2 separate regions of the Homo sapiens genome follow, and region 2 is linked to region 1. Evidence: read pairs that join two places in POLR2A ChIA-PET (ENCODE). Cell type or tissue: GM12878. All regions are shown on one strand.

The links. ChIA-PET counts read pairs that join two places held together with the same protein. Peaks named below come from ENCODE experiments on the same cell type or tissue, not always from the same donor. Only the 100,000 strongest peaks of a DNase experiment are listed, where the experiment ranks them.
Region 2: POLR2A ChIA-PET joins it to region 1 with 13 read pairs; 2 of 35 experiments call an interaction of 5 or more read pairs at or near these places.

What each region holds. Positions count from the first base shown.
Region 1 is chr9:122,900,052-122,902,551 of GRCh38, reverse strand. The region is part of intron 1 of RC3H2 (ring finger and CCCH-type domains 2); the gene reads left to right. Among named protein-coding and RNA genes, the nearest start is that of RC3H2, 4.1 kb to the left of the region's middle. In GM12878, no CTCF peak of the experiment used is centred here; no DNase peak of the experiment used is centred here; H3K4me3 peaks cover 1,730 bases; H3K27ac peaks cover 1,203 bases.
Region 2 is chr9:124,765,615-124,768,114 of GRCh38, reverse strand. All of the region lies in intron 1 of NR6A1 (nuclear receptor subfamily 6 group A member 1), which reads left to right. It overlaps LOC124900274 (a long non-coding RNA gene), which reads left to right. Exons shown (of 2, transcript XR_007061773.1): 1 at 1-2,500. Among named protein-coding and RNA genes, the nearest start is that of NR6A1, 4.4 kb to the left of the region's middle. In GM12878, a CTCF peak has its summit at 1,069; no DNase peak of the experiment used is centred here; H3K4me3 peaks cover 891 bases; H3K27ac peaks cover 574 bases.

The DNA of each region.
Region 1 (2,500 bases):
TTTTTAATGTGACTACCAGAAAATTAAAAATTACTCGGATTATAATGGCTCACATATTTCTATCGGATATTACTGTTGTAGATCAGCATTACTCTTCCAAGAAATATGTTAGTGGAATAAAAGTAGATGTATAAAAACCCAAAACTTCCAGATAGATTATCCTGTTACAATCAGAATAATTAAAGAGCTAAGGACTTTGGTAATATGAAGGATGAAGTTATCCATTGGCTATGATTTGATAGGCAGAAGTAAGTTCTATCTCAAAGAAAGTATTTTTCTCGTCATCACTAATATTAGTTATACTTGTTAAAATAGAAAGTTGGCTGGGCGCGGTGGCTCACGCCTGTAATCCCAGCACTTTGGAAGGCTGAGGCGGGTGGATCACCTGAGGTCAGGAGTTCGAGACCAGCCTGACCAACATGGATAAACCCCATCTCTACTAAAATTACAAAAAATTAGCTGGGCCTGGTGGCGCATGCCTGTAATCCCAGCTACTCCGGAGGCTGAGGCAGGAGAATCGCTTGAACCCGGGAGACGGAGGTTGCAGTGAGCCGAGATCGCGCCATTGCACTACAGCCTGGGCAACAAGAGCGAAACTCCGTCTCAAAAAAAAAAAAAAAAAAGAAGTAGTTATCTCATTATTGCCCTATTAGAATGCATTGAGACTGGGCGCCGAGGCTCATGCCTGTAATCCCAGGACTTTGGGAGGCCAAGGTGGGCAGATCACGAGGTCAGGAGTTTGAGATCAGCCTGACCCACAGGTGAAACCCTGTCTCTACTAAAAATACAAAAATTAACCGGGCATGGTGGTGCGCACTTGTAATCCCAGCTACTCAGGAGGCTGAGGCAGGAGAATCGTATGAAACCGGGAGGCGGAGGTTGCAGTGAGCCGAAATCGCACCACCGCACTCCAGCCTAGGCAACAGAGTGAGACTCCTCCATCTCAAAAAAAAAAAAAAAAAAAAGAATGCATTGGAAGTTATATCTAATATTTATTTTAAAACAGTTCAACCACATAGTGTATTTAAGAAGTAAAATTTGAGTCATATATACTTCACACGTTAACGGCAAAATCACATATTATAGCAGTCTTTTAAATTGCAATTCAATTCCTTTTTCTCCAGTACTGAGTTTCTAGCTTACAGGTTGTTTCCATTGCTGTTTTGGTTTTTACTTGTCTTTTAGCTAGAGATCCAAATTGTGCTTATGCTTTAAATATCATTTTTTAAGAACAAAACTAATTATTTTTAAGTTTTCTAAACGGGGAAGTACTGTGACAGTCCATTTCAGTAGCTTATATTCCTCACATAGGTTAACAAGAATGAAAACAATGGTTTTAATTAGAAGAACTAAGCCCTAAGGTTTACATTTTTATTAAGAGAATTGTAAAATGATGTATACATATATGACAGTTAAAGAAGCATAAACTTTATTCTGGCATTTTAAAATCAGATGCCGTAGACCTGAACTGGCTGCATAATATGGTGGACTAATAAGAGAAAATGAAAGTATTTAGCTGGCTCTTAATAAAGCAGTTTGTAATTTGAATCATATAAGAGATGCCTATTGTGCTTCCTGTTTTATGTGTCAGCACTCATAGCAAGGAACTTACAGTCTGGAAAATTATTTGAGCGAAAAATTGTTTATGGTCCCACCTTTAATTTAGCATTTCTCACTCCTATGCTTTATCTTATTATCCTTTTTCAATTTTTGTAACTGGTAACTAAAATTAGTTAATACAAATAATTAGAATGTTTTTCTTAAGGAATCACTTTAGGTATCTTGAGTTGTAGGCCTTTTAGTCCATTTTATCTCAGTTTGAAATGTTTTGATTATTTGAGAAGAATACTTCAGTAGTAACTATAAATATTCATAGCAATTTAGACTTACATAGACTCAAATAAGTTGCATAAAATGTATTAGTATAGGTCTAGAAGTTTTGCAAATTAATATGTAGTCTTAGTGCTCCATGGTTCATTTATATGCTCTTTAAATTATAAAAACTATAGGATATTTACCATTTTTGGTAGTTACAAAAATATTTTCTAGGTAAATGTTTACAAAGTGCCTGTTTTGAAGGAATGAAGTTTCTTCTATGTTTTAGGTAAAATTTTATATTGATTTATCTTAATTAAGGAATCTAGGATTTACTGATAATATTACTGAAGAAAAACATATTTGGAAAATCAAAGCGTTTCTTACATCTGATCGTATAAGGGAAGTTTAGTTGATAATTTACTGTCAGAAAGCTAGACTCTGACACAGAGAAGAAAATTTGGTAGAGTTATTGCCAAAATTTTGGCAGTGTTTTACCTTTATATCTTAAAGGTATTAATTCAATTTGTGGTAGAAATTAAACTTCTCAGTATTAATTATGTTAAAACCTCTGATGTTTCTATGCTGAAACACACTAAGGACTATTGTAACATAAAACTATACTAAGGACTATTGTAACATAAAACTATTAAGTGTGCTCTGGTATAGTTTGAAACAGTTTAAA
Region 2 (2,500 bases), 1.9 Mb before region 1:
TTTTATTCTGTCAGAACAGAGTTTCTTTCTAGCCTTTTGATGCACCATCATCCTTCCAGGAATTCCCTGTGCTGACTGCGCTATTTTCAGTTGTTGCTTGTAGGTTTTCATAACAAACATGAACTCATTTAGTTGTAATAGAGGACTGCTCCCTTTTGGGATTTCAAAGGAAGATGAATGATTTGAGGAAGTGTATGCTGAATATTGCATTTGTTCATTTTAAGAGAATGAGGGAATATACTTTTAAATATTTAAAGCAAAGGAAGGCAAAGGAAGGTTATAAGCCATTATAAGTAATTAAAAGCATATTTTATGTAATTACACTTTAGAGGAAATGGGGAGAAGTTCACTGAATAGCACGGTGCCTTTTTCTTCTGCTATAACCATGCCGTCCAAATGTTTATGCTGGAAAATAAATTGGCAAATATTTCCCATGATGATTTAACTTTTCAGTTCTGTGATTTAAAAAATTAAGTTAATTCTGAGTTGCCCCAGAATTTTTTCCTACTCCCATTAGAAAAAAACAAAACCAAAAACATGCTGTAGTACTGTTGTTTCTTAGTACATACAGCACGCAGGTTTTTCTTTTTTTTTTTTTTTTCTTTTTTTGTAGCTTCTGTGACCTCCAAAGACGGCTAGGGTAGAAGAAAGGCGACAGTGAGCAAATTCACTGGTGATTTTGCATAGCTGAGGTGGGAGATGACCACATTTACAGTCTCCAGTGTACAAGCCACCAAATCATTCAGCAGTTCTGATTCATGTAACCAAAATATGATGACATGATTCCTAATCTATAATTCATTCTGACTTCCGTAGCAAAAAGGTGTATGCAAGGCACATGTGTTAGTACATGAAAGGGAGTTGGATGGGGAGCTAATGAAAAAAATAACTGCTGGTAAATTTCCAAAAATATGTCCAAATCATGCATTTCCATATTTTATTTAGAATTTTCTGGTTTCTCATTCCCTACTTTTTTCCTAGGGTTTTGGGGCAAAGGTGGAAAATAGAGTTTAGATTAAAATACCACATTTTAGAATAGTAGAGGATGGTAGGTAGAAATGCCAACTGTTGCTGTAACATTGGTAGAGGAAGTTTCTTATACCACCCCTAGTGTTTGTTGTGCAAGTTGGCTTTAAATTGCTAATGATGCTTGCATGTTTTGGAGCTTGGAGCTGTGTTTCATTTGTGTTAGTGGGAAGATTTACCACTTCATTTTTATAATTGGGTAGATATTATTTATTGGTTATGTTGAAAAATTGGTTTGTTAATGAATTGTGTTCAGATGGCAACTTCTAGCTTAAGAATTGCATAAAGCCAGGATAGATTCTCCCACATTAGGAGACTTCATTGTCAGCAAATTCATCGAGATCTTTGGGGCTGGTCATAATCTTTGCTTCTTAAGTTTATTTTTGATTTATAGCCAAATTAATGACACTTTTCTGTTCAGTATTTTTCCATGCATAATAATTAAGTTGAAAGTGACACTTGAGAAGATGTGTTTTAGAGTAAATTTTACATTGTTGGGTCAGTCTGTTTTTTTTAAGTAGGACAGTAAAAGTGCCTTATTTCATGTGTAAAAACAGATTCTAGTCATGTGGGAAAAAGGTCAGAATTAGAAAAATCAAAGTTCTGAATCAACAGATAAACACGCTTGTATTTCAATAAAGAATAAATGTGCTTGAAACAGTTTTTAACAGAAGGTAGCTATCTAATCTGCCCACATAAGTAGTGATCTGATATACCCAACTCTTTGTAATACTTTGAGAGCATTTCCAAAACCAATTAAGTTGTGAAGGAAAATGTTTTTCACACTTCTGCATTAAGATCAACCTTAACTTTTTAATTAAAGTTTTTTCCTGGCTCAGGTAATTTCTTAAGGGTTTATGGATGCCTTCGATAACTAGGGTTCAGAAATACCAGAATTATTAAAAATGAGCAAGAAAGTGGTTTGGTACTGAGCAGGTAATTCTTTCTTGGGTATTGAGCTTTTTAGAGCTTAAGTTTCAGATTCAGCTGAGCTTAAATTTAAAAAACGTCTCTAGATGTAACTTTGATATACAGTATTTCTAGAATCCAGCCCAGTCTTTTGTTCATTGATTGTTTTCCAACATGGCTTGTCTTTAAGAAAAAGACAAGGGTGTTAGACTGTAACACCCTTAGTAAGTAATAGAAAATCAGAAGAAAACCACTGTGAGATGTCTAACCTGTTTTTCAGTATGGCGGAGAAATAGCCACAGGAAAAAGAGGAGAGCATCATTTGAAAGAATAAAACATTTCCTACGGTATTTCGTTCTTCATTCTTTGTTACCTGCTATTAAACAGCAGCCTTTGTAGAAAAGCTTCTCAAAAAAACCCAGAGTTTTTTCAGTGGTTACAGTTATTTAAATAAGACTTTACTAGTGTAACCCGGTAATTCTAATTAACAGTGATTTAGTTTGGGAGCGGACCAGGATTTCCTCAGCCGGCTGCTGGGGAGCTGAATTGCTTTTTTCCCCACCCC